2 separate regions of the Homo sapiens genome follow, and region 1 is linked to region 2. A link is an interaction called in ENCODE POLR2A ChIA-PET data of the cell type or tissue named here. Cell type or tissue: OCI-LY7. All regions are shown on one strand. Links, peaks and the distances in the headings refer to the core of each region. The heading gives the core; the rest is flanking DNA.

Region 1 (15,671 bases), core at 3,078-11,077, 58 kb before region 2:
AAAAACAACCACCGAACAAGGCAGTATTATATCTGTCAACATTCTATACACATGGAATAATGGGGTTCTTTTGTGCAAAAGAATCACCAATTATAGGAGAAGGAAGAGTCAAAGTTTGATAAATAGATTACTAGGGAAATTCAGCAATGAAAACGAGAAATAATATGCACAATTTTCTCTCAGCAGTGTCCTCGGCATCCCGGGTGGGTCAACTTCGATGTCCTCCTGAGGCTCCGTGTAGAATTATACCCAACAGTGGTGAGCAAAACCAGTATGGCCCTTACCATATTGCTCCCATGGGTCTTGCAATATACTAGGGGTGGGGGATTTCAGGAGGACAAGTAACAGAAGATGGCCTCAGTAATAGAGAAGACCTAGAAGCTTCCATGCCTGTGTCCCACATTTACCCCCCAGCCCCCCACCCCGGGTATCTGATCCCCTGGTCTTCTCACACAGGTCTCTAGTCCCTTGTTTTCCTTCAAAACTAGAAATTCATTTCTCAGTCCTTTATTCTCATTGACTAGCAACCCTTTAATGTCACTGGGCTGCAGTCAAGCGTTACACCAAAGAAAAGACACTCATATTGTCCACTGTTCCTAACTAACTGGGAGAAAGAGCTCTGCCCCTTATTAGGGTCACCTGACTTTGGTCATTTTTTTGACTGGAAAGTCTTTCCAGGATTGCTGCAGATACCTTTTCAAGGGTGACATCTCTTCCCGAACTGCTAGGGGAAAGCTCAGGTCTAGCTTATTTCTGGACCTGGAGGCAACCATCTCAAGGCCATGGTCTTCCATGGTTTGGAAGGTGCAGCATCTGGAGAAGGGAAATTGCTCTCTCCCTCCCCCAGTAGAGCCTCCTAACTTCTCACTATACATGAATTAGGACTAAGGGGAGGCCTCACACTCGTGTGTGCGCATCCATCTGGCTCCCTCTCTGCTGTTCAATCCCCTCTCTTGTACAACGAGCAGAGGCAGTAAGGTGCACATCCTTCTTCCTTCTGGTCCTTGTGCGTCCCATGGGGTCCACTTAAGAGTGACCAGATTCAGGTTTGTGTGAGGAATCAGTTCTGTGTGAATTCAAGTTCAATTTCCAAGAAATACTGGCAATGAGGCACTGGGAAGGAACAAGTCTAACTAACAATCAAATGATAATTTGCATCCGGCCCTGTCCTCCTTCAAACATGTCTGGCTTATGTGAAGCAGTGTCATCTGATGCTTACACCACTGTAACCGAATTGGACTCCCACCTCCAATACATGCTCAGGCCCTCACCCTTCCTCCTTGCTACCACAACCCTAACTCAACTGCTTCCTTCTCTCCTCTAATCCCCTTGCCTTGGCAGGTTCAAGACTCCAGTGTTGTGTTTTCTAGCACAAAAGTTGGCTGGTATTTTCAAACATGCCCATCCCCCTTCAGTCTTCCTTGAATGCAGTCCTACGCCGCCTCCATTATTTCAGTATCCGAGAACAAAGTTTCTGATGACAAAGTCTGTCCTTGGAACACAACCCTTTGCTAATGGGGGGATGACTGCTTGATAATAGGGCACTAACTGTGCAGCCCAGACAATGAGCAAAAAAAGAAACTGGGGGGAGGGAGAGAAATAAATAACAATACAAAGTAATAAATGACTTCATGCCAAATGCATGGTGAAGGAATCAAATGCTCTACTATTCTGAGCACTGAGTGATTTCCTTGAAAGGTCTGGTCGTGGATGGTGGCTACAAAATGAGAAGAGGGCAGTGCAAAGGCCATTGTGAGGCTAGATAAATACAACTTAATGATAATTCAAATTGTCTGCTCATGCTCTTCTCAGACTGGAATGGCTTCACCCAATCCTCTAACATGTCTACTGAAGAAGTCCTACTCCTCCCAGGAGCCTTCACTGCAGGGTAGCCTCCCTCAGGAGTCTTCCACTAATTTTCCCAAGTAGAAATGAAGGAGCCCTCCCTTCCAATTCCTTGGGTCGAATATTTCACATCAAAAAGGACTTCCATACTAGCACCAGTGCCTTGTCTACCATGCTGTGAGTTTCCTGAGATCTGCAGACATGTTTTATTCATCTTAGTGTTCCCAGGCCTATAGGAGCTCAGGGATTTATCCATTTTAACTATGTTGCAAACAGGAAACAGAAGATACAGATAAATGAAAGGCAACCCTCAAGATTGGCCACCTTAACTAAGGACATTAAGAAGAAATATGGTCCTTAGAAGCACATGACCCAAGGCTACCCCTGAAGAGTCAGGACAAGAGGCTCAGACCTTCTCTGCACCCCTTGGAGCAGCAAGGTGACAAGGATGGAGTTGCTGGAGCTCGTCACCACCAGGAAAGGGGTCCTATTAGAAATGGGGTAAATTCAGAAGAGAGCAGAGGGGAGAAATGCAAAGATGGGGTTGTCTAGCCAGGGCTACACCTGACCTATTCAGTTATATTATCAAATAAAGTCTCTTTTTGCTTGAGCCAGTGTGGGCTAAGTCTTATATGGCATGCAACTAAAAAAGTATTTTCGATAACACAGTGATCCACGGAGGTGGAGATAATAATTTAGCATTACAGGAGACAAGCCATACGGAATCGAAAGTCAGGAGTCAGAAGCTGGAAGTAAAGGCTGGGTAGATCTGGGCAAAATCAACAGTTTCTTATCACTGGGTTTCTAAAATCAATCAGCAATCTTACTGATTTTCACTGTTGTTAAAAGCAAGGATTTAAAAGAGAGATTATCAAAATTCAGTATCTGATCAATTGTAGCAGGGCTTGTTGCCCCTTTAGGTAGTAACACTTTGCTCTTTGCCATTCTAGAGCTACGTTTAAATGCATATTATACTCATATACACATAATTAAACAGCACCAAAGAGGTAAGCAAGAATAAATTCCACAGCCCCTGGCAACTACCAGTTTCCCTTCCCAAAGGCATCCATTGTTGCCAGTTTCTTGTCTCTCTATTCCAAAAATATTCTGTACACAATACAATCACATAAGTATTTTGTATGTATATTTCTTTTTCTCCCACTTCATCCAAATACTATTCTATTTACCCACTTGGTCACTTAATATATATTGGAGATATTTCTGTACCAGTACCTACAGGTGTACGTTCTTTTTTAACAGCTCTGTAGTGATGTCCCTGGGTGTCCCTCATCCTGGGGATGGACCATAATTTAGCAATTCCCTCCTGACAGACATTTATGGAATTTATTTGCTATTGCCCCCACAGATAATGTTACAAGTTATAACCATGAACACAGGCCTTTTATCACCTGGGTGGGTATAAGTCCCTAGAAGTAACAGTCGCTTTTCCTTACTGCATTTGTGATCTAACAGAGTCAACAACCCTAAGAGCTGGAAGAATTAATCCCCATTCCCACCTCATGCACCCTACACCTGGGCTTCCCTTTTACTTTTCTTAATTTGTTTTGTTTTGGCAGTTTTCTGATAGGTTCAGACAAGCAGGTGTCTTTGATGGACGCTGAGAACAAAACATACCGAGGCACAATTCTACTGCAGAATGCAAACAACCTTGTAAAATATTCCCCCACCACCTTTTTTAAAGGCCTGGAAGAAAATCATTTGAACCTATACTTAGTGGTGTATGTGAGGCTTCTGGGCATGCGCCGTATTATTAGAGTTACACAATGTAGTAATCACATGCCCGTGTCCCTGGAGGTTACGGGAGTGGTTCCCCATCCTCTCATGCTTATCCCTTCTTCGTTTTTTTGTTTTGTTTTGTTTTGTTGTGTTTCCCCGTCCTTTCCTACCTTTAACATATCCTGCAGCATTCTTTTAGCCTGTTTTCCTCCAGTCTAATTATTCTTCAATTTTAAATAATGTAATAACTTTGACATTTTCATTTATAGTTAAGCCACGCTAATTTGCACAAATGACGGGTAGACACAGCACAAATTAACAAGCCTGAAAAAAATCAGCAAACACCCAAAAAGCCAATGATTAAAAAGAAATCAGGTTTCTGCATTATGAAATGCACATTTATTTTTCCAAGCAATTTCTGCAGACTTGTGAGAAAGTATGGAGTAGTGACACTTGGCTGCTTTCTCATGTTCTCCCTTTTCTAAGCTATAGGGTTACTTTCTCTGCATGGTCTTCAGTAATGATGTTTTCTGGACGAAGAATCAGGACTTAGAAGCCTAAGTCGTTCTGAGTACAAGGTTCAAAAGGTAGTCTGTGAGCTCAGTTTTGGTCCTATAATATAGGAATTTCTGGCATTTCTGGTTACAAGAGAGAAAAAAAATGGAAACGGTTCTTCCCTGAAAAATCTAGGATGTGTCTAATCCAGTTTCATTATCTTCCAACTCCACATTAGGGCTCTCTCAACACGCTACTCACTCAGCCAATATCTCCATCAGACATGGTCACATCAGAAATCTAGGTGGCATCATTAACCATTCCCTCACTCTCACATCCCTTACTCTATCCATCAGTGACTGCTGCCTAATTTTAACCCCTAAGTATATCCTTTTTAAAATTTTATTTTTTAATTAACAAACAATAACTGTATATATGCATGGTGATGCATAGATACAGTGTTTCAGTACACATAATGCACAGTGACCACGTAAGAGCGATGGGCACATCTGTCATCTCAAAATGAATCATTTCGGGGTGTTAGGAATGTTCAGTATCCTCCTTCTAGGTGTTTGAGACTAATTATGTATTGCTGTTAACTATACAGTCAGCCTACAGTGGTACAGAACAACAGAATTTATTCCTCCTACCTAGCTATAATGTTGTATCCTTTAACAAATCTCTCCGTTCCCCCTACACTTCCCAGGCTCTAGTATCCTCTGTTCTACTTTTTAAGTAGATCAACTTTTTTTTTTTTTTTTTTTTAGAGACGGAGTCTCACTCTGTCGCCCAGGCTGGAGTGCAGTGGTGCCATCTCGGCTCACTGCAAGCTTCCCCTCCCGGATTCACGCCATTCTCCTGCCTCAGCCTCCCGAGTAGCTAGGAATACAGGCGCCCGCCACCACGCCCAGCTAATTTTTTGTATTTTTAGTAGAGATGGGGTTTCACCATGTTAGCCAGGATCATCTCGATCTCCTGACCTCGTGATCTGCCCGACTCAGCCTTCCAAAGTGCTGGGATTACAGGCATGAGCCACCGCACCTGGCTGAACTTTTTTTTTTTTTTTTTTTAACTTCCACATATGAGTGAGAACATGCGGTGTTTAACTTTCTCTTCCTGGCTTATTTCACTTAACAATGTCCTCCAGTTCCATCTATGTTGCCACAAATGACAAGATTTCATTCTTTTTTAGTGCTGAATATTATTCCATTGCATATATACAGCACAATTTCTTTATCCATTCATGCATCGCTGGACAGTTTTAAAGACTTCCTGTTCCTTGCCTGTCCACTATCGACACCACAGTCCAAATGACAGCATGCTCTACAATAGCCTCTTGCCACATGCATCAGTCTGATGACTGCAGCCTCTAACTCCTCCCTGCATATTATATTCCAGCCATGCAGGCCTTATTTCTTTGCTTCAAGCATGCCAAGTTCACTCCCACCTGGAGGACTGGACATTAGTTGCTGCTTCGACATTGAATTGATCTTTCCCTAATCCTTACATGTCTGACTCCTTTTCATCTCAACTAAACTGTTTACCTTCATAGAGGTATTTTCCCTAGTTAAAAAAAAAAATGGTGTTGGAGTATTTATTTAATTAATTAATTAATTAAATTTTTTTAGGGTTGAGGTCTCACTCTGTTGCCTAAAGTGGGGTAAGGTGGCAGGATCACAGCTCTCTGAGGGCCCAGTTTTGTCTTCATTGGCTCACTAATATAAACTCAGCAAAGAATGCTGTGGCTGGCACGCAGGAAAAGCCCAAATATGTGATCAAAGCATGAGAAAATGAAGAGTGTGGTCACTTGGATTGCCTACTTCAAGTCCTGGCCATAACACACACAGGAAGGATGTGACCTGGGCATGCTGGGTGAATGGCTGGCCCCCTCTCTGTGCCTGCGGGAAACAGTAGCCCCTACGTAACCCAGAGAAACCAGATTTTTCTGAAGTTTCAATGAAGTTATACATAAAGGCATTAAGCAGGGCCTGACACACAGCAAACGTTCAATAATTAGCTACTGTCATCAATAGCTTTTGATATTATTCCTGTTTTTTACAGTCAGAAAAGTCTTAGATAAATTAAAAAGGAGTAAGAGAGTTGTCTTCTCTGATGTTCTCCATCTTTCCCTCCTTTATGAGCACAGAAGCACTGGACAGTAGGCTACAAAAGGTGGTCTATGGTATCTCACTGCCAAGCTGGCTTCCCAGAAGAAAACCCAGCTTGCCTCCATCCTGGTGCTTAAAACGGCCGGTCTCAGGAAAGCAGCAATTTGATTAAACAAATTTCTGACCGGGCACGGTGGCTCACACCTGTAATCCCAGCACTTTGGGATGCTGAGGCAGGCAGATCACAAGGTCAGGAGTTCAAGACCAGCCTGACAAACATGGTGAAACCCCATCTCTACTACAAACACAAACATTAGCCAGGTATGGTGGTATGCACCTGTAATCACAGCTATGCAGGAGGCTGAAGCAGGAGAATCCACTTGAACATGGGAGGCGGAGCTTGCAGTAAGCAGAGATCATGCCACTGTACTCCAGCCTGGGCGACAGAGCGAGACTCCATCTCGAAAACAAACAAACAAACAATTCCTAACAAGTAAAATACCAATTAAATAATACCCAGCCGCGCCTTCATGAATCTCTTAGAGGCCTTTAATGAGGATCTTTGTTACTCTTGATAGAAACAGGAATTGGGGCCGGGCATGGTGGCTCAGGCCTGTAATCCCAGCACTTTGGGAGGCCGAGGCGGGTGGATCACCTGAGGTCAGGAGTTCGAGACCAGCCTGGCCAACATGGCGAAACTGTGTCTTCTACTAAAAATACAAAAATTAGCTGGGTGTGGTGGCAGGCACCTGTAATCCCAGCTATTTGGGAGATAGAGTCAGGAGAATTGCTTGAAACTGGGAGGATCACGCCGTTGCACTCCAGCCTGGGTGACAAGAGTGAAACTCCATCTCAAAAAAAAAAAAAAAAAAAAAGAAAGAAATAGGAATTGATACCATTGTTCCAGAAAAGAGTTGGGGAATACATACATAAAATTTCAATATAAATCAATACATGTTTATCAAATTTAAATACACATAGCTTTTCACCCAGCATGTCCCAATCTGGTAATTTGCCCTAAATTAGTGCTTCTCAACTAGGGCAATTTTTTCCTCCATGAGACACTTGGCGATGTCTACGGATACTTTTTCCCTGTCATGCATGGGGCAGGGGTGGTGAGTGGGGAGCAGAGTTATAGGCATCTAGCAGGTACAGACCAGGGACGCTGCAAAATATCCCACAAATCACAGCACAGTCTCCCACAAGAAAAAACTAGTCAGCCCCAAACAAAAATAAGCTGATGCTGAGAAACTGTCCTTAGGAAATAGACAGGCTTGCAACTATGCATATACAAGCTTTTTGTATACAATCTCGTGTATCCAACCAAGTAGAAATGGTTAGATAAACTGCGATATATTTATACATAGCTATAAAGTAATAATAATGTTGCTATATATCAATTGTTACAGAGAGATATGGGTAACATTTTTAAATGTTTAAAAAGTAGGAAAAATGTAGCATACTCCTGGCAAGAGAAAACTGTTATGTGTCTATACCAAACTGCCCAATAAAAATAGAATGCAGGCCAGGCGCGGTGGCTCATACCTGTAATCCCAGCACTTTGCGAGGCCGAGGCAGGCGGATCACGAGGTCAGGAGATCGAGACTATCCTGGCTAACACAGTGAAACCCTGTCTCTACTAAAAATATAAAAAATTAGCCGGGCGTGGTGATGGGCGCCTGTAGTCCCAGCTACTCGGGAGGCTGAGGCAGGAGAATGGCGTGAACCCGGAAGTCAGAGGTTGCAGCGAGCTGAGACTGCACCACTGCACTCCAGCCTGCGCAACAGAGTGAGACTCTGTCTCAAACAAAAAAAAAAAAAAAAAAAAAAATAGAATGCAAGCCACAAATGTAATTTAAATTGTTCTAATGGGTACTTTTTAATAACTAAAATGAAGTGAATGAATCAATTTTAATAGTATGTTCTAATTCAATATATTTAAAACATTATCATCATTTTAACCTATAATCAACACCCAAAATTATCCGGTATTTTACAATATCTTTTTTTTTTATTTTTTGAGACAGAGTCTTGCTTTGTCCCCTAGGCTGGAGTGCAGTGGTGCGATCTCAGCTCACTGCAACCTCCGCCTCCCTGGTTCAAGCGATTCTCCTGCCTCAGCTTCTTGAATAGCTGGGATTACAGGTGCCCACCACCATGCTCGGCTAATTTTTTTTCTATTTTTAGTAGAGACAGGGTTTCACCATGTTGGACAGGCTCGTCTCAAACTCCTGACCTCAAGTGATCCACCTGCCTCGGCCTCCCAAAGTGCTGGGATTACAGGTGTGAGCCACCATGCCCAGCCTACAATATCTTTTTTTTTTGTTTTCAAAATAATTCAGGTTACCCACATTTCATCTTCTCAAGAGCTGCCTATGGTAACTGGCTACCATATTGGACGGCCCAGGTCTATTCCATAATCAGTGAGCAGAGACAAATGTTTAGAAGGATGGTCTCCAAAATGGTCCAAGTTGTGATCCTGGGGGTGAATTTATGGTAATGTTTGCTTTCGTATTTATGTTTTCCTTACTGTTTGTTTGTTATGATAAGAGTTATCCTGTATAGGTAAAGAAAAATTAAACTGCATGCATTTCTGAAGGAACAAAGAGAGAAAACAGCTTGTTAGGTGTCATGAAGATATACGAAGCAGCCCTTTCTAATTCCTTGTTAAAAAGGACAGATCCTACCAGCCTGGGCAACATGGCAAAGCCCCTTCTCTACAAAAAAAAAAAAAAAAAAAAAAGAAGAAGAAGAAGAAAAAGTAGCCAGGCGTCGTGGTGCATGCCTGTAGTCCTAGCTACTCAGGAGGCTGAGGTGAGAGGATCACCTGAGCCCAGGGAGTTCAAGGCTGCAGTGAGCTATGATCATGTCACTGTACTCCAGCCTGGACAACAGTCAGACCCCATCTCAAGATAAAAATTTTAAAAAAAAAAAGAAAAAGAAAAGGACAGATTCTGGAGTTTTCCGAGAAAGGGTCGCTATCACCAACCATGTGCGCGTGCACACACTCACTCTCTCTTTCTCCTTCAGATAATAATGGGGTCAAGGTCATTCCTGCCAACTGTACCCACAAACAGCCAACCCTCTGCTATCTCAAAACACATCTGAGTGGTGAGAAAGCACCCGCTTCATGTTCTTCCAAACAGACAGGGATTCTGGCTCCCTGCCCTGTAGAACACACACATCCTCCCATCTAGCCTAGGACATGGTGAATACCTGACCGACATGGTTTCTGCCCACATTGCTCAACGCAAAGTGCTCTCAGGCCTGTCAAGAGCCTAATGCTCTTTTAATGCAGTCTCTACTTGTAAGTTCTAAAATAACATCATGTTAGAGCCAATGAACCTCACAAACAGCCCTGGAAAACCTGTTCACAGTACTTCAGTCCATGGTTTAAGTTCTGAAAAGCTCGTGAGCCCAGGTCTCTCCTTCTGAACTCAGGAACATCTGGATGGCAATGGCTTGGCCTTTTACATTATCATCCCTCAAATCTAAGCTGAGGCTGGGCACAGTGGCTTATGCCTGTAATCTCAACACTTTGGGAGGCCAAGGCATGTCACTTGAGTTCAGGAGTTCAAGACCGGCCTGGCCAACATGGCAAACCTCTGTCTCTACTAAAAATACAAAAAAAAAAAAAAAATTAACCAAGTGTGGTGGTGGGCACCTGTAATCCCAGCTACTCAAGAGGCTGAGAGGGGAAGACTCGCTTGAACCCAGGAGGCGGAGGGTGCAGTGAGCTGAGATTGTGCCACTGCACTCCAGCCTCGGTGACAGAGTGAAAAAAAAAAATCTAAGCTGTAACAAAGCTAAGTGAAGATAAGCCGAGAAGATCCCTCTAAGTGGTACCACACCTTACTCTCTGGTGGCACGTAAGAAATGAGCAGAAGAGAGAGAATATTTCAAATACAGTGTTATCCATAAAAATTCAAAAATCATTTCTTTTTACTTAGGATCTTAATTTTTTCTATTTTGGGCCAAAAGACAGTACCAGGATGCCTGTTTCATTTCTATTCCTATTAGGCTCTCCTTAATATATATATATTTATTAAAGATATTTAAAAATACTTTCCATATCTTGAATTTTTAATTAATAATAAAGATTATTAACCTCCTTGAGAACTTACTACATTCCATGTACTGTGCCAATCATAAAAATTACTGGTGTTGTGGAGCCGACATTTACTGAGCATTTGCTGTGTATAAAACATTGCTCTAAGCACTTTTTACCTGAAAAGAATTTAGTTAATCCTCAACTACTTCACAGGGGAGGTACTAGTTTAGTATCTATTTTTGCAGGAAAAAAAAAGGCTTCAAGAAATCTGGTTACTTCCTCAAGATCAGAAAGCTAACAAGTAGCAAGACCAGGCCCCCAACCCAAGATGGAAACCTGAACTCCCAACCTACGCTATTCTTTGTATCATCTTCACAGCATTCCTATAAGGCAGGTCCTTTCATTCTACCCGTTTCACAGATGGGGACAATTAACTGAAAGTATTCAGGCCATGCCCAAAAACTGGCATCCAAACTCAGCCAAGGCATACTCCAAGTCCATTCCCGCCTGGAGACATGCTAGTACCAAACAACAAGCTATACCTTCATCATGTCGGCACCTGAGATAGTCAATTTCCCATTACAAAATTGGTCCTGTTTTGAAAGGGTGGTAGCAGGAATCAGACAAGTGCACAACAACAGTCCAGTTTCTAAGTGCACTCTCAGGAATGGGAAGAACAGAGAAAAAGCAGAGCATGGTCCAGGCCATGGGTACCCATCTGCCTTCCACTGGTGCTGAGTGCAGGGAAATCCCAGAAAGGGCTGAGAGAGGGAGAGGAAGTGCACTTTCCTTTCAATTTCCCTTCCTTTCTAATTCCTTCATTCAGGAATGAATAAGAATGAGCTGCTTGGGTTTACGGACTCACAGAGCAAACACCCAGAGAGGGGCTGTAATTCCCAGTGCCCCCAGTGTACTCCGGAGCCCCACCCCCAACCCCCAGCAGCACCCTTCTAAACTGATACAAATGGCAGGTGCTCCCTCAAGTCCATAGGCCTGTTCCAAGGGTCTTAGAGCTTAAATGGACACTACTGCAAAGCTTCTGGAACCATGGGGCCAGAGGATGCTGGCTCATTGAGTAAGGAGCTGAAAGAGAAATGGGGAGAAGCTTCTTGGGCTGGAGAGGACAGGACCTACATGACGGTGTGTCCTCCATGTGACAGGGAGACTCCTGAAGGGATCTGGATGACAACCCTTTTTTATTTTAGCTGCTGAGGATAACAGAGCAATAGCAGAAGTTGTAAGAATAGCAGCAACTGCTTACTCTTACTGTGCTAAGTGCATTGCTCAGTGATTTGTTGTTTCTCCTCCCTATACAACACTGAGATTGATCCACCCAATTTGCAAAAGAGCCTTTTGGTTTTTTTATGTTTGTTTGTTCACTGATGTATCCTGGGATGCCTAAAATTATTGAATGCTTACTTGTCCAGAACCAGTAAGCACTCAATAATTATCTGGTGAATAAAGAAATGAATTTAAAGCTTCAAAGTACCATATTAGTCCTGGTACAAGGGCCACTGGTATAGTGGCCTCCCAATGACAAGACCCCTTTCCTATTTTCTCATCACCCTGGCTTTCCCAGTATCCCCACTCCTTCAAACCCTGCCTGTTCCAATGAACAATTAAGAACAGCCTAAAGAAACAAATACAACTTCTGGGACTTCATTTGTAATGAAAGAATTAAATAAAAATTTTTAAAAATAAGATAAACCTTTTTCTCCTATGATTAAACAAAAAAATGTTGAAACTCTTTGGCAAAGTTCAGTGAAATAAACATTCTCATCCAGTACTGATAGGATGAGAAAAAGCAAGATGGCAAGACACATGGAGAACTTGTAAGAATTACATAACTGTTCTTCTACTGATTTTCCCCCCTCTAGAATACATCTAAAGAAAAGCAAATTAATAGACAAATATGCCAGGCACAGTGGTTCACGCCTGTAATCCCAGCACTTTGCGAGGCCAAGACGGGCAGATCACTTGAGCCCAAGAGTTCGAGACCAGCCTGGGCAACATGGCAGAAACCCGTCTCTACAAAAAATATAAAAATTAGCTGGACATGGTGTGTGCAACTGAAGTCTAAGCTACTCGGGAGCTGATGTGGAAGGATCACTTGAGCCTGAGAGATCAAGGCTGTAGTGAGCTATAATCATCACTACAATCCAGCCTGGGTAATGGAGGAGACCCTGTTTCAAAAAAAGAAAAGACAAATATTTGTGCACAAATATGCCAACTGCAACGTTATTACAGGAAAACTGGACATGGTGTCAATACCCAACATTAAGAATAGTTCTTTAAATTTTATTGTATCCGAAAGGATGATGTGGTATACAACCATTCCAGATGTCTTTAAGAACACTTCATGACACAGGAAAATGCTCATCATGAAATACTAAATTAAAAAAAAAAATGGATACACAAATACCATATACTGTATGGCTACAACTTTGTCAACTATATGTACATTCCATTAAAAAAAGAGTAGAAGGAAATATATGTTATCATCAGGGTCAGGAGTCTAAATTACTTTTATTTTTGCATTTGTCTACTTTTCTATAATTGCAAATTCCCCATAATGAGATGGTTTTATATTTATAATCAGAAAAAATTAACTTCATAAGAACTTTCTATTCTATGTATGTAACATACATAGAATATTATAATGAGAACTTAGTTAATGAAATTATATGACCCTTCCTGATGACAATTTTACATTGGTAGGTATTTTATCCCACAGAAGGGAAATAAAGAACATTAACCCCACTCCAAAGCCAGGTAGAACAAGACCTCAGAAAACACGCAGTTCGAATCAATTAGCTTATGCCTCAAAAATAGTAAGAAACACACATCATTATCCTCTTATATACCCCAGCCCTTGGCAAAACACGTCACATAGGAGGCAGTCATTTGTATGAATCAGTCGCATAAGGATAGTGTAGTCAACTAAATTCTCATGCTATACAAAACTCAACTATTCAAAAAATGCACAGTAGTTGTCAACCAGCAGGATAATTCTAACTTTATACATATCTTCATCAAACAGCCTTGTTTTTTAAAAAATCAGGCTTTAGAGGGAGGAGAGACACAGAGGGAGAGGGAACGAGGAAGAAAAAGGAAGAGAGTAAAGAGAAGAAGGGTGAAAAGTGGGCACTTTCTGAGATAAACATTTTCAGATGATGCTTTTCCTATTTAATATTTTGAAACACTTGTAAATTCCCTTAACATAGCTTAGAGAAGAGAATATTAGAAATTAAATCCGAGAAAGGGTCATGTACATAAAAATAATACACCTTGGTTTTCAGTTGGTCCATTTTTTCAACAGTCAACTTTTTAACAGTCAAATTTTAATATTTCCACTTATCTTTGGTATTATATCACAAAAGGAAGGAACTGATGTAGTGGAAGAGGCTGGGAGTCACTACCAACACAGAAATCTACAATTACACAGTGGCCTGGGGTCTGTCATTTCCTTTTCTGTATCACAGTTTCATCTTCAGTAAATATAAGGAATGGGCTACAGAAGTCTGACATTCCTTGGTCCTCTCTGAATCTATAAACCTAAGAATAAAGTCATGTATCACTTCACAATAGGGATAGGTTCTGAGAAACGTGTTGTTAGGCGATTTTGCTACTGTGCCAACATAAGAGTGTACTTAAACCCAGATAGTATGTATATTTTTACTTATATATTTTCATATGGAAAACCGTATGTCCCAGCACTGTTACCTAATGTCAGTCACTTCTCCTACTTTATCTGCAATGACAATACCAAGTGCTATGTATCAGGTATGCTCCATTATAATTTTATGGGACCACAGTCATATATGCAAACCATCGTTGACCAAAACATCCTTGTGTGGCACATGACTGTACTTCATTGATTGGCCATTTGGGGATTTTAGAATTAGATGGGATATCTACCACCATGTAGAGTGTCCCCCGCCACCCCCGCCCCGCCCGCCAGCACACAGCTCAATTTTAAACACAGGGAGCCTCATAGAAACTCAGTAACTACTTATTGCTTAATCAATTAGTAACTATATCACTGAGGTATAGCAAAGAAGAGAACTTAAATTTCATACTCTAAAAGCTGTAACTTTTTTAATTTTACAGAGTTAATCTGAATGAAACCCAACCAAAGCAAAATTTGCAACTATAAACAAATTTATATTAATGGCATGTGCTGGGACAAGAGAATGACTGATATTTGGGATAAATTAAACAATGAAAGTATAAATGGCTCTCCTTTGAAAGATACAAAGTTCCTTATCTAACAAGCTGCAAATCAAGTTGGGGAAGTGGGAAAATATCGAGGGAGAATTCAAATCAGAAACAAAACAAAACAAAACAAAAAACTGCCTACCAACTTAATGTCTAGAAATGTTGTCATCAAAGTTGATACAAACTCTACCTCATGCTATCACAGAAAACACATGTACGCAGAGCCAAGCAATGATTTTATGTGCCTGGAATTCATTTGAATATTATTTAAAAGTAGAGGGAGAAACTAGGTGATTATCTAAAATCACAACATCTTTTATGAAACTCACTCAAGAGACTGAGTTATCTCGAGATGTCCAACACAGACGTAGTTACAATCACAAATAACTGGAAGGAATCTAAAGACCCACCAGTTGCAGGTATAGAAAACACAACAGTGGTAGTAATGAACGTAGCTTTAAAAATAAGATGTAGATATATTAAGTAATAACTTGGGAAAACACTTAAGATCGTTTAATGATAAAAGCAGGAAACAAAAAGAGTACATACAGTAAAAGTATATATAGACAAATGTTTTTAAATATGCCATATATAAGAAATAGCCAGGCAAGGTGGGATTACAGGTGTGAACTTCGGAACTTTGGGAGGCCGAGGTGGGTGGATCCCCTCATCCCAGGAGTTTAAGACCAGCCTGGGGAAAATGGCGAAACCCTGTCTCTAAAAACATACAAAGATCAGCCAGGCGTGGTGGCATGTGCCTGTGGTACCAGCTACTCATTGAGGCTGAGGGGAGAGGATCACCTGAGCCTGGGAGGCAAGAGAATGCAGTCAGCCGAGACTGCACCACTGCACTCCAGCCTGGGCGAAAGAGCGAGACCCTGTCTCAAAATAATAATAATAATAGTAATAGGGCCAAGCGCTGTGGCTCACGCCTGTAATCCCAGCTCTTTGGGAGGCTGAGAGGGGCAGATCACTTGAGATCAGCAGTTTGAGACCAGCCTGACAAACATGGCGAAACCCTGTCTCTACTAAAAATACGAAAATTAGCTGGGCTTGGTGGCGGGAATCTGTAATCCCAGCTACTCAGGAGGTTGAGGCAGGAGAATCACTTGAACCTGGGAGGTGGAGGTTGCAGTGAGCTGAGGTCGTGCCACTGCATTCCAGCCTGGGTGACAGAACGAGACTTCATCCCAAAAAATAAAAATAAAATAAAAACA
Region 2 (15,671 bases), core at 4,263-12,262:
CTGGCTTGGTTGCCCAGCCCTGAGCTCACGCCTGGTGCCCTTTGATCCAGCTGGACTGTGACCTGATCAAGCTGCTTGGGTGCAATGGCTGACATAGGTGGAATGAATGATCCCGTCACCCACTGAGATAGCCTTTCACAAAGTCTAGACCTCTTTTTTTTTCTTTTTCTTTTTTTTGAGAGGGAGTCTCCCTCTGTCGCACAGGCTGGAGTGCAGTGTCGTGATCTCTGCTCACTGCAAGCTCCGCCTCCTGGGTTCACACCATTCTCCTGCCTCAGCCTTCCGAGTAGCTGGGACTACAGGCACCCGCCACCAGGCTGGCTAATTTTTTTGTATTTTTAGTAGAGACGGGGTTTCACTGTGTTAGCTAGGATGGTCTTGATCTCCTACCTCGTGATCACCCGTCTCAGCCTCCCAAAGTGCTGGGATTACAGGCATAAGCCACCGCGCCCGGCCACAAAGTCTAGACCTCTTAAATCTCACAACACAGGGTTGTCCCAGGGCATCAGAGAGCAAAATGTTGAAAAAAAAAAAAAAAGACAGGATCTTCCCCTAAAGCACTGGGAGAAAACAGCCAGCAATAAACACATTTGCAGGTGGGTGAGATGAGAAGAACAACTATCAGAATTTGATCATGGTTTGAGGCCTAATACTTTCTATAGTACAGCACTGAGAAGAGTTACAGGGAAATGTCTAGGTGTAATTTTGATAACATTACCGCTGGAAGAATTCGCAGCATACATGTTCCAAAACAGTATCTACAATCAAGAACAATGTTAATATTTGATATCAGAATAAGATGATTTTTATTAACATGCGAGTGTTCATTTGACAAGACACAATCCTTTCAAAGAAAATAACATGCCAGACATAGTGGCTTGTGCCTGTAATCCCAGCTACTCAGAAGGCTGCAGGGTGGGAAGATCTCTTGAGCCTAGGAGTTTGAGACTAGCCTAGGCAACACAGGGAGAACCTGTTTCAAAAGAAAAGCAGAAAGAAAAGAAAAGAAAAAACATGAACTTATACATGTAATAACATGTATAACTCTTCCTCCTGCTATGCTTCAAAGCTGAAGCACACAATATCACTTCTCAGGCTGACATAAAACCAGCATAAAATGCTGTGTGATATGTACTTTAACATTCTCCTTTGCTTTCTACTTTTTCTTCATTGGGCAAAGGTTTTCTTAACTCTAAGGCACAATGATCCCACATTTTTAAGAGCATTTCTACTTTCTTGTGATTTTAATCTTATCAATATAAACAATTCATTACATATAAAATATTGTAAGTCACTTCTATGTTTTTATAAAACTTTTCATATAATTAAAGCGTCATGTCAGAAAAAAACATCCTTTGAGAAGATGACAGTCCACACATTTGAGTTTGAAATGCATCGATATTGACCATAGGAATGAACAAAAATAAAGAAGTGGAAGTCAGCGGTTCAGCAAACAGCCCTATTTTTGCTGTGCTTACTTTAATCCACAAAACCTACAGAAGGGAGAAAAACTGGTAAAGAATCTGTGGACAAATTTATAACTAAAAGAAATTTGCATTAAGTGCAATTAAGACATGAGTGCCCAATAATAGTAGATTGCCTTAATAAATTATGTTACATTCATGCAGTAGTGGAATATTATGCAGCCATTAAAAATAAGGTTATGTGGCAACATTTAGTGACATGGAAAAATGTGCTTGATAAAGCCTCAGGTAGAACTTATATTACAAAAGAGAGAGGCAGAGTTTGCAGAAGCACAGTTTTTGAATCTTGCTGAGTCCCCACATAAAAACATACAGAGCAACTAGAGAGCAAAACCAAAAATCCACAAGCAAACAAACATATAAGAAAATCAGGCCAGGCACAGTGGCTCCCACCTGTAATCCCAGTGAGAGGTGACAGCGTGCTGGCAGCCCTCGCAGCCCTCGCTTGCTCTGGGTGCCTCCTCGGCCTTGGTGCCCACTCTGGCCGCGCTTGAGGGGCCCTTCAGCCCGCCGCTGCACTGTGGGAGGCCCTTTCTGGGCTAGCCAAGGCCGGAGACGGCTCCCTCAGCTTGTGGGGAGGTGTGGAGAGAGAGGTGTGGGCGGGAACTGGGGCTGCGCAGGGTGCTTGTGGGCCAGCGCGAGTTCTGGGGTGAGTGGGCTCGGCGGCCCCGCACTTGGAGTGGCCAGCTGGCCCGCAAGCCTGGGGCAGTGAGGGGCTTAGCACCTGGGCCAGCAGCTGCTGTGCTCAATTTCTCCCTGGGCCTTAGCTGCCTCCCCGCGGGGCAGGGCTTAGGACCTGCAGCCTTCCATGCCTGAGCCTCCCCCCTCCCCACCCCCCGCCATGGGCTCCTGCGCAGCCCAAGCCTCCCCGACAAGCGCCGCTCCCTGCTCCACGGCACCCAGTCCCATCGACCGCCCAAGGGCTGAGGAGTGCGGGCGCACGGCGCGGGACTGGCACGCAGCTCCACCTGCGGCCCCGGTGCGGGATCCACTGGGTGAAGCCAACTGGGCTCCTGAGTCTAGTGGGGACTTGGAGAATCTTCACGTCTAGCTAAGGGATTGTAAATACACCAATCAGCACTCTGTATCTAGCTCAAGGTTTGTAAATACACCAATCAGCACCCTGTGTCTAGCTCAGGGTTTGTGACTGGACCAATCGGCACTCTGCATCTAGTTAATCTGGTGGAGACTTGGAGAACCTTTATGTCTAGCTAAGGGATTGTAAATACGCCAATCAGTACTCTGTGTCTACCTCAAGGTTTGTCAACACACCAATCAGCACCCTGTGTCTAGCTCAGGGTTTGTAAATACACCAATCAACACTCTGTATCTAGCTAATCTAGTGGGGAGGTGGAGAACTTTTGTGTCTAGTTCAGGGATTGTAAATGCACCAATCAGCACCCTGTCAACATGGACCAATCAGCTCTCTGTAAAACAGACCAACTGGCTCTTTGTAAAATGGACCAATCAGCAGGATGTGGGTGGGGCCACATAGAGAAATAAAAAGCAGGCTGCCCGAGCCAGCAGTGGCAACCCGCTTGGGTCCCCTTCCATACTGTGGAAGCTTTGTTCTTTCGCTGTTTGCAATAAATCTTGCTATTGCTCACTCTTTGGGTCCACACTGCCTTTATGAGCTGTAACACTCACCGCAGCTTCACTCCTGAAGCCAGCGAGACTACGAACCCACCGGGAGGAATGAACAACTCCAGACGCGCCGCCTTAAGAGCTGTAACGCTCACCGCGAAGGTCTGCAGCTTCACGCCTGAGCCAGCGAGACCACGAACCCACCAGAAGGAAGAAACTCCAAACACATCCGAACATCAGAAAGAAGAAACTCCGGACATGCCGCCTTGAAGAACTGTAACACTCACAGCGAGGGTCCGCGGCTTCATTCTTGAAGTCAGTGAGACCAAGAACCCACCAATTCCGGACACACCAGCACTTTAGGAGGCTGAGGTGGGTGGATCACTTGAGGTCAGGAGTTTGAGACTAGCCTGGCCAAAATAGTGAAACTCTGTCTTGACTAAAAATATAAAAATTGGCCAGGCATGGTGGCACGTGCCTGTAATTAATCACAGCTACTCGGGAGGCTGAGGCAGGGGAATCACTTGAACCTGGGAGGTGGAGGTTGCAGTGTGCTGAGATCATGCCACTGCACTCCAGCCTGGGCAACAGGGCAAGACTCTATCTCAAAAAAGTAAAAAATAAAATCAAGTGACCAGTGTCACTTTGAACACTGTAATACAACAGATGTGGAAAAGCTAAGACTAGCCTCAAGTCCTACAGAATAGTAGCACCTAGGTGGGAAGAAGCAGAGGGCGGCAATGCAGCAACGGAAAGAACTGAGAAAAAGAACCCCAGTATTGCCAATAAGTACTAAATGGACAGTATGGTGAGCCAAGTTTAAAATAGCAGCTGAACTTAGGGCTGTGGGGTATTTCCCGTTCCAACAAAGGGTCAGAGCAAAGGGCCCGTATTAAGAAAAGTCTGCAGAGCTGGGAGGAGTCTAGTGCTTATGAACTCTCAAAACTGGGCTGTGAGGTCTCCATTCTAGCATAGGACTCCACACTGAGGAAAAACTCCTGGCAACAGAATCAAAATCAAAAAGGACAGAGAAAACCAAGAGGAAAGATAAGAGAAAGGCCTCCCCAAAGTAGAGAAGAATACAGTAAAGATATTTTAGAAAGCATGCCAGTAGCCAAGTAGTAGAAAGTAACCCAAAAGAGAGAGAGCTCTAAGGAATTAGAAGATCTCTCTTAATACAGCCACCCTGCTAAAAGTTCAGAAAAATCACTTTCACGTAAAAATGAGCAATATAAAAATTTTGAGGTAAAATTCTATACAAAGTGATAAAAAAAAAGGAACAGAATAACATCTTACACAAAATGAAAGCATTTATCAGACATGTCATTACTTGTCTGTAACCTATTACTTCAAAATGAGCTAAAAGACATTAAGAATAAGATATACGGCCTGAAAGAATTACATAAATCAAGCCACGTACAGTGGCTCACACCTGTAATCCCAGCACTTTGGGAGGCCGAGGTGGGAGGATCACTTGCACTCACGAGTTTGAAGCCAGCCAGGGCAAGATGGCGAGACGCTGTCCCCACAAAAAAATACAAAGAAATAGCTGGGTGTGGTGGTGCGTGCCTGTGATCCCAGCTATTTAGGAGGCTGAGGTGGGAGGATCGCTTGAGCCTGGGGGCACAGGTTGCAGTGAGCTGAAATGGCACCACTGCACTTCAGCCTGAATGACAGAGTGAGACCCTATCTTAAAAAAACAAAACAAAAGAAAATAAACAAAAAAGAATTACATAAATAAGAATTCGACTGGCTGAGAAATGGGGGAAGAAAGAATAAACTTGAAAAAAAGAAAAATCATTCTAGAAATAAGAAAATACACTAGAGGGACAGATAGCAAATAGATACAACAAATAACGCTTTAAAAAAAACTAGAAGGTTAAAATGAAAAACAAAATCAAACAGAAATTAAGAGAGAGAGAAGGATTTAAGGGAAAGTATCGAATACTGAAGACAGGTAAAGGAGATCCAACATATAGAAAATAGGAATCCCTGGGTCAGGTGTGGTGGCTCACGCCTGTTATCCCACCACTTTGTGAGGCCAAGGTGGGAGGACTGCTTGAGCCCAGGAGTTCAAGACCAGCCTGGTCAACATGGCGAAATTCTGTCTCTACTAAAAAGACAAAAATTAGCCAGGCGTGGTGGCACATGCCTGTAGTCCCAGCTACTCAGGAGGCTGAGGCATGAGAATCGTTTGAACCTGGGAGGCACAGGTTGCAGCGAGCCAAGATCATGCTACTGTACTCCAGCCTGGGTGACAAAGCTCAAAACTAAAAGAAGAAAGAAAAAAAAGTAGGAATCCCTGGAGAGGAAAGCAAAGGAAGAAAATTGTCCAAATACCTAAAACTATAATTCAAAGAAACATTCCTGAAATTAAAAAAATATTCTGAAACTACATATTGCAAAAGGACCCTGGACACTGAAGCATATTTGCTCCAAATGACCGACACTAAGATATAATCTAATAAAATTACTGGACTTAAGACTTATTATGCCAGAAGAAAAAGGAGTAACATATTTAAGATATGCAAAGAAAAAATGTGAGGCAACATTTTTAATTCAGTAAAGATTGTGGTTTAAGTATAAAGAACACAGCAAACTGTTACGAAAATTCAAGAATTCAGGGAATACAGTACCCATGAGCCTTTTCCAAAAAATCTAACAGAAATGAAGTTTAGACAAAATGACTACAGACATTGACATAAGGACTGAAGAACTGGTACTGAGCACTGAACATACCTGTATTACTAAAAAGTACAATAGGGTTAGAGTTAAAAGGGGGAGAGTATCATATAAATGGCTAAATGTCCTGAAAATGCAAATCTAATACAACTATCAAAAAATAATGCAAAGAGTGAGTGGCTCACACTTGTAATCCTAGCACTTTGGGCAGCCAAGGTGGGAGGATCACTTGGGGCCAGGAGTTCAAGATCAGCCTGGGAAACCTAGTGAGACCCCACCTCTACAAAAAAATTAAATTAAATTAAATTAAAAATTAAAAATCATTAGCCAGGCATGGTGGCACATACCTGTAGTCCCAGCTACAACAGAGGCTGAGGTGGGAGGATCACTTGAGCCCAGGAGTTCGAAATTACAGTGAGCTATAATCGTGCCACGGCGCTCCAGCCTGGGCAACACAGCAATATCCTGTCTTCAAAAAAAAAAACATAATAATGGAGTTAGACTAGGGATAGCATATGTAATAAAATGTTTACTCTTCTTGCTAATCATAACTGGTAGTGGAAGTATTTAGTATTGTTATTCTAAGACTGTTGTGTGTAAGGTAGAGAAATAAGCAGATGGGCAATTATGGGATATTCTAATGCTACCATCCCCTTTGTTCTCGAGAACCAAAACTGTCAGCATGGAAGAAAGGAGATAAAGATGTAATAAATAGGAGGTTAAATAAAAGCCCTGTAATCCTGATTATGAAATGGAAATATCAGGATGAACTCATGAGGCCTGGACACACTCACAACAAGGAGCACTGTTAGCGCTAAGATAATTGTCTTGAAACACAAATTCCCACTAAAAGAAATGGGTTTCTAGATAAATGGTTGATTTCAATTCTCAGGTAAGAAATGTACAAGGTGGCCAGGCGTGGTGGCTCACGCTTATAATCTTAGCACTTTGGGAGGCCGAGGCAGGTGGATCACCTGAGTTCAGGAGTTTGAGACCAGCTTGGCCAACGTGGTGAAACCCCGTCTCTACAAATAATACAAAAATTAGCTGGACTTGTTGGCGTGCACCTGTAATTCCAGCTACTCAGGAGGCTAAGGTAGGAGACTCAGGCGGGGGTGGAGGCGGAGGCGGAGGTTGCAGTGGACCAAGATCGTGCCATTGCACTCCAGCCTGGGCAATAACAGCGAAACTCCATCTCAAAAAAAAAAAAAAAAAAAAAAAAAAAAAAAAAGGTACAAGGTGAGTCTGAAACATTCTGTCATAGCAGGGAGCAAAGAAGCTATGAAAGACCGTAGGGTCATATCAGAAGGACAGAGGAGCGAATGCAAAGAAGTTACACTCATGAAAGACAGACAATTTGATCTTCAATAAAAGTTTAAAAAATGCAATAAATTGAAATCTACTAACATGTTTAAATTTATAGTTTATAAAAACATAAAAAATTTTTAGTTTATTTTATTTTTATTTTACTGTAAGTTCTGGGATACATGTGCAGAATGTGCAGGTTACACAGGTATACGTGTGCCATGGTGGTTTGCTGCACCTATCAACCAGACATCTAGATTTTAAGCCCCACATGCATTAGGTATTTGTCCTAATGCTCTCCCTCCCCTTGCCCTCCACCCCCCGATAGGCCCCAGTGTGTGAGGTTCCCCTCCCTGTGTCCATGTGTTCGATAAAAACATGAAAATTTAATGGTTACTTTCAGAAAAGGAGAGCGAGTCAACTCATTATTTTGAAACTTAGTAAATAGAGGGAAAGAATTCGACATTTATCCTGTATTACCTAAATGAACAGTACCACTGGGTAACTAAAGAGTAGATGAAGAATAAAATTACAAAAGCATCCCAGCTAGTAAGTAGAATTAGAATATCACCGTGTTGCATCTCCCAGTGAATTAATGGATCTAGGCAGTAAGGATTAATGACCGTCAATATCACAAAAAGGAAGACAATAAGATATTATATCCCTCACAAATGAAAGAACACAACACCACCTAGAGTTGTGCTGAAGGGATCAAACATGAGCCTCTGGATCCAGCTTGCCAATGTGCAGGAGATAGAGAAGGCAGAGGGACATGTTGAACTGAGGATGCAATCAGCAACTTCCAGGCTCTGGGGAACCCTACAGCTCAGGGGGCCAGGGATCTCTGAAAGGTGGTAAAGTACAAAGAAAAGAAAGGCATAGACAGGAAATCTTCAGATTAAGAAACTTAAAAGACATATCAAACATTTAAAAAGTGGACAATATTAAACTGTGGTGTCTAAGGATGCACATGTAGGTGATCAAATAATTAACAAATGGAAATGATTATGATAAAAGTAAAAACATGAGTTGTTTTTGGAAAGGGCTGTGAGTGGAACAGGACACAGGAGAAACTTCAAGGTGGCTAAGTTCAATTTCTTGATTTGGGTGGCAAGGTTCCCTGCCTTAAAACAATTTTTATGTAAATATATACAAATACATATATATGAATGCAACTTAATACAGTAGCCACATATGGCTATTAAAACGGAAATTTAAAATTAGGTAAAATTTAGTCCCTCAGTTATACTAGCCACATCTGCAGTGCTCAGTAGACAATGGCTACCTTTTATACAGTATGGAAATAGGACATCTGGTTCAGAACTGATCTGTGCGCGAGCATGTGTATAGTTGGGAGTGGGTGGGTAGTTTTCTATAACTGTTCTACTTTATAAAAATATTGAAAGTGCAGGCCCCCAAATACATTACATAGCTATACATATATTATCTCAAATATAGAAATATTGGCTATTCTTTGAAGTAATAACAAAGGGCATATACCTTCCAGAAGATTGATCAATGATATGAAACCATTTTATGCCATGACACAGCAGGGACCCCAATCAGTCCAATGGATCTGACTTCCAGTTGCTGGTACATGGTAGCAAAAACTTTCATCTCAAGGATAATGTAGCTGTGATCAGAAAAGGTTAATAAGCTCTTCTCCATTATGGATTGATAACTAATCATTTCAATTATCATTAAACATTTATTAGACATTGGGAACAGAGAAGGCTATGGCAGAGTGGAGCAGCAGCATCCATGCCAGACAGACACTCCAAACAAGGGACTCAAGATATGTACCTCCGTTATACACAAGGAGGACGAGGAAGCGCTCGTTTCACAGGGCTGGACATCCTTAGGTCACAGTCATCATACCTCTGTACTGCTGCTGAGCTCATAGTAAGTATTAAGGAGGAATTTCCTCTGAAGAGATTCGAAAGAGGTGTACGAAAGGAAAAAATGAAAGCATGGCTTATGCTCTCATAAAATGTTTCTAAGCAGGATAAATGACATAAGAGAAATGGGAGGCTATATGTTCACACAGATCAAAGTGAGATCTGCAAAAACATGTGTTACATAAAGAGCAGAGGGCCTAAAAAGAAATTACTTAGAGGTCAAAACAAAGAATCTCAGAGAACAAATAGGTACAAAGGCAGGGGTGTCCACTAATCCTCTTCGGTTATTAGCAGGACAAGGGTCAGTGTTATAGAAAGTGGATAATTATGAGGGACGGATTTGAATAACCTAAAGAAAAAGGATGGAGAAACAAAACATCTTAACTACAAAATGCCTTTCCAACCCGAGTCTTTAATTATCCCAGGAGAGTATAAATTTTTTCTTTGAGACGGAGTCTCACTCTGTCACCCAGGCAATCTCGGCTCACTGCAAGCTCCATCTCCCAGGTCCATGCCATTCTCCTGCCCCAGCCTCCCAAGTAGCTGGGACTACAGGGGCCCGCCACCATGCCCAGCTAATTTTTTTGTATTTTTCGTAGAGGCGGGGTTTCACCCTATTAAGCCAGGATGGTCTCGAACTCCTGAACCCGCCTCGGCCTCCCAAAGTGCTGGGATTACAGGCATGAGACACTATGCCTGGCCAATATTTTTCTTTAAAATAATATAATGGATATAAAAACATAATGAGAAAAAAAATAGGACTACAGAACTTGCGATCCAGTGCAATAAAGAAGACACTAACAAAGGTGCATTAATGGTTAAAAGGTGTGGAAAAGCAGTAACTAAATTATACTTTGGTAATTGTGCAAGGTACCACACGCTAAGAAACACACTAGCTTTGAGTCAAGATAAAAGATGCCTATCTAGCAAAGAACACTAGGATGGTTTAAGGGGAAAAAGAAGAAAAAGAAAACCACTAACAGGGTCTAATTTCTCCCCCTATTCCATATCTGAGCCTTCTGATCTCAGAAAGTCCATCATATGTTTACTAGTGTCTGGATATGATCCAAATATTCTCTTCAGCTCTCTTTTACATTTTATTCTATCGAGAAAGATTTGGCAAATGAAATCTATTATGATGTCAAAAGGTAGCTGACAACATAAAATGTATCCTGCTGAGTTGATGCCGCACACGGCTAAATTTACAACAACACAAGTATCATAAAAATTATAAGAACTGCAAATTAACCACTGATTTCTAGTTCACTGACATAAATAATGGTAAGGACCTGGATAACTTCCAAACATCTTTACCACTGTTTAATTTGTCAAAATCTATCAAGAGCATTTCAACCACAAACCTGTCCTCTAAGGTACATTATCATTCCCACACTCAGATTAGCATTGGTGGCAACGAAGGAAGACTGTATAATTACTAGGGCTCCTGGAGGAGTCTCCTCTCCTTGTTGTAACTCTTCAGCGTATCAGTGTCTCACTCTTTCTTAAATACCATTCTTACTCTCAATTAGTTATTTAAGATCATTAAAAAATTGGGCTCTAATTTTGTAAGAGATGTCTCTCTGCTTTCAAAATTAGTCCCTCATTACAGCGTTAAGGTTCCTACTGGGCTCAAATTAGCAAGATTTTCTGTTTACTTCATATTTGTGAACCAGGAATGCTGGTAGCAGTATGGTACAAGAATAGTTAGCTGACGGCTGTTGGGAAACCCAGCAGGTAGGGAGGTAGCACATTGAAACAAAATGACAAAGACGATAATTCCTCTCTGAGAGAAAGTTAAGATACAGAATCACATGGCTTCTTCCACTAGCAATCCAATCTATGGACCATTCACATAAATGACAAGAAAAGAAAATGGCTTTAACATACATGTAAAATCTCTTCTGAAAAACCATGTTTCATTCATAGTGAATATACAGTCGTGGCTAAACTATTTTATTGCTCATAAACACCAAAAGATGTTTAACAATAATAAAAAGGCTGAAGAATTATTTCATGTCAAAGTAAATACCCTTTTAAACATCTTTAAGTGAGGAAGTATCTTTTGATGCATATGTGTATGTACCTGTGTGTGTGCATGGGTGCTTGCGTAGATAACCCCCTGCCCCCCTATTTTCCCACTGACATATGTCTAGAACAAATTTACAATACTGCTGAAAAGGAACAAATTAAGTGTTTGGCCATAGCACTGTTAGCAAAAATAATCAATCAGTAGCATCAGTGTCTAAGTAGAAACTATATATGTATTTGTGCAGAAACTAGACAGTTATAACTCTTTGATTTGTCCTAATACATTGAGTGTATGGAGATGTTTGACAGATACTAAGTAAATCTAGCATACACTACTTGTGCCCAAATTGGTTTATTTCACATTTCTGTATTTTGGGGGGAAAAGCAATTTCTGTATGACAGATGCACCTGGAGTTTGCCACGTGGCCTCCACACAGAAAGGGCTGTAGAGTCAGAGATTTAGCAACAAGAAAATTGCATTTTATTCTTATTTCTTAAAAAAAATAAAAAGCATATTTTTTCCCATGGAACATGTTTGTATTGAGTTAGTCCATGTCTACACAGAGTAAGTGAATAGTGGAGACGAAACAATGATCTGGGTAAATCAAAGCTCCCAGTCATCTGCTACTGAAGTTAATGTTGGTTTGGCCTCAATTGGACCCTACCAGCTGCCCACAATAAAAAAAATTAATATATTGATTAAATAAAGCCACCAATCCCTCATCTCTCTTTACCTGTGTAAATATGGCCTAAATGTCTCCATCAATGTCAGGGAGCCACTATAAAACTAAACTTTTTCAGAGAGTGTTTTAATTCTTAAACACTAAAGCTGAATGAAGTTCTGAGAGTGGGTAACATAAGAAGAGTTTTCTTTTGCTTGCTTTGAGAAAATCTTCACCTAAAAACAGAACCCCAAAATATATGAAGCAAAACTGACAGAGCTGACAGGAGAAATAGACAACTCCAGAATAATAGCTGGAGACTTCAATACTCCACCTACCAATCCTGGACAGAATGAGGCAGAAGATCAGCAAGGAAATAGAAGGCATGAACAACACTAGGAACCAACCAGGCCTAGGAACCAACCAACCAGACATCCATCCATAGCAACTTCCACCTAATGACAACAGAATATACACTCTTCTCAAGGACACTCTCCAGGATATACCATATTCTGAACCATAAAACATGGCTCAGTAAATTTAAAAGTATGTTATCCAATTACAAAGAAATGAAATTAGAAATCAGTAACAAAAAAATGTGGGAAATCCATAAACAAGTGGAGATTAAACTATACACTCCTATATAACCAACGAATTAAAGGAGATTAGAAAATACTTTGAGATGAATGAAAATGAAGACATACTAAAACTTATGAGGTACAGATAAAGCAGTACTCAGAGGGAAATTTATAGCTGTAAATACCTATATTTAAAAAGAAGAGGCAAGGCGTGGTGGCTAATGCCTGTAATCCTAGCACTTTGGGAGGCAGAGGCGGGTGGATCACCTGAGGTCAGGAGTTCGACCAGCCTGTAATCCCAGCTACTCGGGAGGCTGAAGCAGGAGAATCACTTGAACCCAGTAGGCGGAGGTTGCTGTGAGCTAAGATTGTGCCACTGCACTCCAGCCTGGGCAACAGAGTGAGACTCCGTCTCAAAAGAAAAAGAAAAACAAAGAAGAAAGATTTGAAATAAAATATTACTAGGATTTAATCAACTGGTTAACAGATCCACCAACATATCCTAGAGCTTGACTCTCCAGTCGTAAGACTGAACGACTTCTACAGCAATCATTTTCACTCAGTAAAGACAAAGGTTTGAAGTTGTATTATCTGGAATGTTTCAAAGTTATTTATCCATGGAAGCTTGTGGTAGAACATGCATGAGTCGCTTCTCAATGATTTCCTAAGTGAGGAAACTGAGATCACATAACAAGTTAGCCAAAAATACAGCTTTAAAACACAGGCTTCTGAATTTGAATCTTATGTTTTTTTCTGCTACATAACTAGTCTTATGAATTTAACTTTTTTGCCGCTTATCAGATTTACATGCTGCAAGCTACTAAATCTTTGGGTTACTACTGCCATTCTCTTTTCTAGATGTCCACATGAGGTTCCATGTACACATCAGGAATTAATTACAATCTATTTTACAAATCATTTCATAAATCAAGGATGAATCTTTATTCCTGAAATCACAAGGGACTTATAGGAAACCATGTGATGTGGTCTGAGAGACCTGAAAACTCAAACCCTATAAAGATAGTGGAACAGAGACCATATTATTCCTAGTCAAATGATCTAAGAAGGCAAAGCAGTGAAAAATCTGGATTATAAAAGCAAACAGGCCGCACATAGTGGCTCACACCTGTAATCCCAGCACTTTGAGAGATCGAGGCAGGTGGATCACCTGAGGTCAGGAGTTCGAGAACAGCCTGATCAGGAGTTCGAGACCAGCCTGACCAACAAGGTGAAACCCCATCTCTACTAAAAATACAAAAATTAGCCGGTCGTGGTGGCAGACTCCTGTAGTTCCAGCTACTTAGGAGGCTGAGACAGGAGAACTGCTTAAACCGGGGAGGTGGAGGCTGCAGTGAGCCGAGATCACGCCATTGCACTCCAGCCTGGGTGACAGAGACTCCGTCTAAAAAAAAAAAAGCAAACAGACCTTGATCCAAGTCTAAAATCTACCTCTTTCTTTTTTTAAATTTTGAAATAATTACAGACCACAAGAAGTTGCAAAAATAGTACAATACCCATATACCCTTCATCCAGTTTTCCCCAACGGTGACATCTTGTACAGCTGTATACAGTATCAGAACCAGGAAATTAGCATTGACATATTACTGTTAACTAAATGACAGATTGTATTCAGTTTGGGTTACTTCTTCTGTAACTCTAGGCAATTTAATAATAGGCAATCTCTCTGAGCCTCACTTTATTCACCTGTAACATGAAGGTGGTAAGAGGAGCTACTTCATAGTACTTACAAGAACTCAGTAAGATGGTGCTAGTATATTGCTTATAAAAGTAGCTGTCACACAGAACAAATGGCCAGATTATAATTATTAAACAAAACTTCTGGGATTTCCAGTTTGCTCTGACACTTTCCCTGAGGTCCTTCCTACTTCTCACTAACATAGAGATGGCATCTGCCACCATTTATAGTTTCATCCCAAAGGACAAAAACACTAGAAAAACAACAGAATGTAGCCTACTCTAAGGACTAAAAGGAAATGTAATTCAAAATTCCTCTTCTTATGTGCATACATTGATTTTTTTTTCTTTAACTTAGTGTTTCCAACAGTCAAATGACTCAGGTGCTACTGACGATGCCCTTTGAGGCCTCTAGGAGAGAAAGGACTGAACTAAATAAAATAGCTGGATCTTACACCAATATCTAAGAATAATCTTACACTTTAAATGGCTTTGTGTCCTTTTTTGTTGGGTTACGGGGCGGGGAAGATAAGTTCTTTTTTTCCCCCTACTATGAGTTTTTAAATCTCAATTAGATTTTTTTTTTTTTTTTTTTGAGATGTAGTCTCACTTTGTCACCCAGGCTGGAGTACAGTGGAGTGATCTCGGCTCACTGCAACCTCAGCCTCCTGGGTTCAAGCAATTCTCCTGCCTCTGAGACTACAGGTGTGTACCACCACACCTGACTAATTTTTGTAGAGATGCGATTTCACAAAGCCTAGACTGCTCTCGAACTCCTGACCTTAAGTGATCTGCCCGCCTTGGCCTCCCAATGTGCTGGGATTACAGGCATTGAGCCCATCACGCCTGGCGTTCAATTAGATTTTCTGAATCAAACAGATTAAATGCAAGCCTGGATCTACCCTGTCACAGTTTCCAAACCTACTGGTGTCAACACTAAGGAAAGCAGGACTCTTTAAGAGCCGGGTTTTTTCATTGGTCTTAAATAGATCTCTGTTTGGATATATTTTTTTGTACATGCAGCAAAGAACTACATATAGAAACAGTTCCAGGCGCAACCAAGGCCTTCCCATCTGGGCACTATCCCACAGTCCTGTTGGCCCTTGCCCTCAACCAGTTGTGTGAGTACATCCGCCATCTCTCTGGTTGTGGCATTGCATACGCATATCAGTACTAAGAATGTTCCAGGACCTTCCCTCCTTCACAGCTACGTTTTAGGGATACGAGTATTTAATTTATAATGAGGAAAGAAGAACTCTGCTAGAGTTTCCCCTAACCCTAAAATGTTCATACTTTGAGAATAGTTGAATGGAAAACCTTAAGGAATTTTTTTCTATCTTTTTTTCTATTCTTCTGTCGTTTTGCAAATTAGCTGCATTTTCAAAACTTGCCACCCACAAACAGTGTGAAACACTAGTGTCTGCTGTTTCTATCAACAGACATAATTTGGAATCAGTTAAAACGACAAATAATATGTCCACTAATCAGCCAAACAGCTAAAGTAGACATCTTTGGTCCATTTTAATACCCGGATTTCTCTTCTCCAAAAATCAGACCAAATAAGAATCATATTTGAAGCTGGGTACTGTGGCTCACGCCTGTAATCCCAGCACTTTGGGAGGTCAAGATGGGCAGATCACCTGAGGTCAGGAGTTTGAGACCAGACTGACCAACATGGCGAAACCCCCTGTGCACTAAAAATACAAAAAAATTAGCCAGGCATAGTGGCATGCACCTGTAGTCCAGCTACTTGGG

The links. Peaks named below come from ENCODE experiments on the same cell type or tissue, not always from the same donor. Only the 100,000 strongest peaks of a DNase experiment are listed, where the experiment ranks them.
Region 1: POLR2A ChIA-PET joins it to region 2 with 17 read pairs; 2 of 35 experiments call an interaction of 5 or more read pairs at or near these places.

The regions. Positions count from the first base shown.
Region 1 is chr3:71,272,134-71,287,804 of GRCh38, forward strand. All of the region lies in intron 5 of FOXP1 (forkhead box P1), which reads right to left. Among named protein-coding and RNA genes, the nearest start is that of FOXP1-AS1, 9.8 kb to the right of the region's middle. In OCI-LY7, for the core only: no CTCF peak of the experiment used is centred there; no DNase peak of the experiment used is centred there.
Region 2 is chr3:71,329,063-71,344,733 of GRCh38, forward strand. All of the region lies in intron 4 of FOXP1 (forkhead box P1), which reads right to left. It overlaps LOC124906248 (a long non-coding RNA gene), which reads left to right and starts at 8,868. Exons shown (of 4, transcript XR_007095957.1): 1 at 8,868-8,957. In OCI-LY7, for the core only: no CTCF peak of the experiment used is centred there; no DNase peak of the experiment used is centred there.